Regions from separate parts of the Homo sapiens genome. Here region 2 is linked to region 1. A link is an interaction called in ENCODE POLR2A ChIA-PET data of the cell type or tissue named here. Cell type or tissue: Caco-2. All regions are shown on one strand. Region 1 overlaps TTLL6 (tubulin tyrosine ligase like 6). Region 2 holds the start of HOXB13 (homeobox B13).

Region 1 (2,500 bases):
TTTAAGCAGCCTTAACTTAGCGATTTTCTGTGTGCTTTTTGGAATGCTGCCACTGAGGGGGTCATGAACTGTCACATGCCTCTCTGATGGTCTGAAGCCAAACTAATTGCCTGTTCAGAGGTCCTTTGAAGCCTGGTGCAGCGGAAAGAGAATGAGCTCTGGGGTCTAACAGACCTCGCTTCTCCACCCAGTCTAGCAGTCACAGCTGCGGGACCTGGGGCAACTCACGCAACCTCTGAGACTCAGTTTCCTCATCTGTAAGATGGAGATGGCACCTAACTCACAGTTCTCCACCTACAGAGGGCAGATAGTAATGCCTTTGCCATAGTGTTGCTGTGAAAAATTCAAGAATAGGCCGGGCGCGGTGGCTCACGCCTGTAATCCCAGCACTTTGGGAGGCTGAGGTGGGAAGATCACGAGGTGAAGAGATCATGACCATCCTGGCCAATATGCTGAAACCCTGTCTCTACTAAAAATACAAAACTTAGCGGAGTGTGGTGGCACATGCCTATAGTCTCAGCTACTTGGGAGGCTGAGGCAGGAGAATTGCTTTAACCCGGGAGGCAGAGGTTGCAGTGAGCCAAGATCGCACCACTGCACTCCAGCCTGGCGACAGAGCAAGACTCAGTCTCAAAAGAAAAAAAAAAAAAAGAAAAGAAAAGAAAAATTCAGCAATAAAAAATGCACAGAAAGCACCAAGCACAGACCCCAACACACATGAAGCCTCAGAAATACTTGCTCCTTTTCCCTTTCCTCCTTCACCTGGTCAAGTTCACATTCTTCAGTCCCCCGTTTTCTTAAAACTCAAATGAGACCCGATTAGACAATAACAGGAATGGAAAAGCCTCTCGTGAAGATACTCTCATGAACTGCTCTCAATTTCCCCCCTTCTGAGGAATCTTCAAGCCGGCTAGCCACATGTCAGGGCACTGTGACACATCATTTGAGAATCTCTAATGGAGCAACGTCCAGGGGAACATGGGCCAAGCAATGACTGCCTGGCAAGTCCTTCTCACGTGGCAGACTAGCGATCAATAAATATCTGTTGATTTGGAAATATCAGAAGGGCCAACTGTAATAAGGGTATGTTTTGGTGTGTGTATATATTCTGCTGGGGAAACAGCTCATGTTTATCTCTCCTCCTCCCAGCCTCCCAGGGTTTACGATGGGGCCTTCTTTTAATGATTAACAGCCAAGAGGGCAGAGATGAAGGAATTTGTTCTGGGTTGCGAGGCAAAGGAGTATATTCTCAGACCATGTGACCCAAGATGGAAACACTGATGGGGACTAACAGGGTTTGGGTAGAATCCCAGAAAGCAGTTCTGAGGTTGGTAGGGAAAGGAAAGAAAAATGAAGCCTCTTCCTTACCTCTTACTGCCAGAGTGTGCATCTCGACTGAAATTTGAACTGTGCTTATTAATGGAATAATTAGTCAGGTGCATGCAGATATCATCCTGGGGAAAAAGACACACATCTGTCGGGTCAGCTCGGAAGGGCAGGCCCCCTGCTTCCTCTCTGTGCCCTCCCATGGCCCCTGGGGCTTGAAGGGATGGAAAGAAAGGGAAGTTTTAGGGCTTATTTAGTGTGGCAAAATACAGGAAGTAAGAAGGGGTGTCCTGCAGCCTCGAGCCTAAGAAACTCCAATTCTGCTGGGCGTGGTGGCTCATGCCTGTAATCCCAGCACTCTGGGAGGCTGAGGCAGGCAGATCACGAGGTCAGGAGTTCAAGACCAGCCTGACCAACATGGTGAAATCCCATCTCTACTGAAAATACAAAAATTAGCCGGGGATGTGGTGCACACCTGTAATCCCAGCTACTTAGGAGGCTAAGGTAAGAGACTCGCTTGAACCCAGGAGGCAGAGGTTGCAATGAGCCGAGATCATGCCACTGCACTCCAGCCTAGGCGACAAAGCGAGACTCCATCTCAAAAAAAAAAAAAAGAAACTCCAGTTCTTTCTGAGATTGGGTGGTGCCCAGCCTGAGAAAAACTTCAGGAGTCCTGGGGGTCCAGGAAAGGTGGGGATGGCAGGGTTGCTCATCCACGGCCTTTTCTCCTTGATTACCCCTGAACTGTGGTTCTGGCTTTGGAGTCAGGCAGACCTGGCCACAAGCCCCAGACTCACCTCTTCCTAGCTGTGTGACCTTGGACAAGTCCCTTATGCTCTGGGTTTTAATCTCGTCATCTGTAAAATGGGGATAATAATCCCTCTCTCTGAGGGATCCTGGCAGCGCTAAATGAAACCCGGCACATAGCAAGTGCTCAACAAATGACACTCACAATGTCTTGAGGATGTGGATTTAACTAGAATTTTTTTTTTTTTAATCACGCTATGGGGGTAGGGTGAGGTAGTGTGTCTCCTTAGCTCACCAGGTTGTCTGTGCAAGGGCGGGAGTAAGAGGTCGTCGCAAAGCGGGCCAGTCCTTCATTGTACACAAAAATCCTGAGAGGGTCACAGGATGTCACCAGTACATAAATCCGTAGGTCAAACTTAAACCCATC
Region 2 (2,500 bases), 67 kb before region 1:
ACATACGTCCAGTCTTCATGCATTTCCAGACTCTTGGCCACTCTTTTAGATTCTACAGGCAAATTCTGGAAACACGTTTCTGCCCCCACTCCCAATACATGCGCATACACACACACACACACACATTAACCCATCCCAGTGCACACACATATGTCACGGCTGCAGGAAACCTAAATTTTTCTTTGGAAATTGGAAAACTCATCTAATAGAAAGTGAGAGGTTGTATTCTCTACAGTACATCCAATACCTTTTTACCCATCTCCCACACCCACTCCCCACGCACCGAATTGAGAGTTATTTAGCTTTTGTGTAGAATTAGTTTGGAATTGTGCTGGGTAGGGACACCCTGATCCCCACTCAACAGCAAAGAGATCTAAACCTCTCAGACATGTTGAAAGGCTGGTCCCAGGGCCTCCTGGAGAAGTGAGGTGGCCTTCAGGCTTCAGATAGCACCCAGCTCAGGCCCCTCACACTGACCTCCATCCAGGCCCTCCAGCTACTCAGACCTCCTTCAGAGTCCTAATAACCAAGGGAGGAGCACCAAGCTCATCCTCACCAGCTCCAAGTCTCCCTCCTCCTCCTCCCAGGGAAATGCCATTGGGACCCACAACCCCAGGCTCAGAGACAAGGGGACCCAGGGTAATAGAGGTACCTGCAAATGCTGCCTTCCAAAAGGGACCTGGTGGGTTCTGTTCTCCCTGGCAACACATCTGGCTGTTCCAGCCACCAGCGAGAGCCCAAGACTGGTAACTGTCCACAGGCAACAGGGAGTCATGTCGCGGTTCTCCAGGAGCACCCAGAGTCTGCACCACAGACACGTCCAGGTAACTGGCCATAGGCTGGTAGGTTCCCGGATATCCCGGATAGAAGGCAAACTCAGTGGGGCGGCTGGGGTACTCTTCCCCGGCCGTGGGAGTCTCCGCGGGGTACGCGGCCAGGGTGGCTGCCTGGGCACAGGGTTTCAGCGAGCTCCGGGACACTCGGCAGGAGTAGTACCCGCCTCCAAAGTAACCATAAGGCACGGGAGCTGGGGACGTCCCCTGGGGCACCCCAGGGCATGGGTGGCATTGCTTTGGCGGCTCCGCCGAGCCTGGCAGATCCAAGGGGGCATAGTTGACAGCAGGCATCAGCGTAGGCGCCGCTGGGTGGCTGGTCAGAGGGGAGTGGGCGACCAGATTCCGCCCCCCTCCCGCTCCCAGCAAGCCTTCGATATCCTTGGCTCCATCCAAGGTGGCATAATTGCCGGGCTCCATGGAGCCGAGGGTCGGCTCATGAGGTGCGGGGGCGGGGAATCTAGGGGGCACCCAGCTCGCTCTCCCCACCCAGGCCGGGGGAATCCAAAGCGTTTTAAATCGCTCCCAGCTCGCAAGTCGCCTGCATTCGCTCAGCACGGCCGTCTTGACGCAAGAGACGCAGGGGCCCGGGCACGCGCGCTGATTGGCTGCGGCCTGGGGGAGAGAAGCTAATAAAATCCTAAAGGCAGAAACTGCGAAAATACTTTACCCCAGCTTATTCTCTCTCTCTCTCTCTCTCTTTCTCTCTCTCTCTCTCTCTCTCTCTCTCTCTGTCTCTGTCTCTCTCTCTCGCTCTCTCGCTCTTTCTCTCCTCTCTCTCTTCTCCCTCTCTCTCTTCTTTTCCCTCTCCACTCCTCTCTCTCTCATTCCACTTAAAAACAACAAGAGAGAAAAGGAAGGAGGTGTCCTTTCGCTGCTTTCCAGTTTGCAGAGTCTCATTTACACGTCCGGGGGGAGGGGAGGCGTGGTGGGCGGAGGAAGAGGGGACGAGGAGCCGGGCCCCACCTCCTTCTCCTCCTCTCCCTCCCTAGCTTTCTGTCTCCTGCGCTTTGACAGGTTTAACGAGAGAATAAAAAGCTCTCTCTATAAAGTGTCCATCTCCTGGGGGGGAAGGGGAGTCGGGGGTGGGGCTGGGAGGCCGCTCCCGGCCTCAGAGGAGAACCCGGGAATGCGCCTGTGTAAGAGGAGGCTGGGAAATGGGGGTTAATAGGTATTTCTGGCAGCCCCTGGCTTTGGGTCCTGGGTACTAGCACCCCAGTTCATTCCCGGTACCCTTCCTGTCCCAGATGTCCTGGAATGAGCTGCTCCGGGCCCCAGGGAGGTGCCCTGGACGCCCCTTACCCAGGGACTCGCTACTGCCCAGAATGCTCTGGAGGCCCTGATTCGGGTGAGGCTGAGGGAAGAGGCGGGAGACACGAACGTAGACGTAGAAGACATGCGATCTGGATGGAACCCAGGACACTCCACTTCCGGACCTGAAGGGGAAATGGAGCCTCTAGAGTGGCCTGTGGAAGGGTCTGGATTTCCCTTTAAGTAAAGACATACGGAGGGACGGAGACCCACAGGACTTGAGGGAGGGACGGGGAGAGGGAGAGATGAGACTCAGGGACAGCAACACAAAGAGGGAAAGAGAGAAGCTGACAGAGCGGATGGGACAAAATCTTGTAAAATCCTGAAGTGTCAGTCAGAAAAGAGAAAGAAGAGAG

Evidence for each region. ChIA-PET counts read pairs that join two places held together with the same protein. Peaks named below come from ENCODE experiments on the same cell type or tissue, not always from the same donor. Only the 100,000 strongest peaks of a DNase experiment are listed, where the experiment ranks them.
Region 2: POLR2A ChIA-PET joins it to region 1 with 10 read pairs; 15 of 35 experiments call an interaction of 5 or more read pairs at or near these places.

What each region holds. Positions count from the first base shown.
Region 1 is chr17:48,794,693-48,797,192 of GRCh38, forward strand. TTLL6 (tubulin tyrosine ligase like 6) reads right to left here. Exons shown (of 16, transcript NM_001130918.3): 7 at 2,369-2,500; 8 at 1,369-1,454. Among named protein-coding and RNA genes, the nearest start is that of TTLL6, 21 kb to the right of the region's middle. In Caco-2, no CTCF peak of the experiment used is centred here; DNase peaks (open chromatin) are centred at 939, 1,199 and 1,562.
Region 2 is chr17:48,727,341-48,729,840 of GRCh38, forward strand. HOXB13 (homeobox B13) reads right to left here and starts at 1,410. Exons shown (of 2, transcript NM_006361.6): 1 at 653-1,410. The coding sequence starts at 1,253. In Caco-2, no CTCF peak of the experiment used is centred here; DNase peaks (open chromatin) are centred at 1,401 and 1,761; H3K4me3 peaks cover 1,574 bases.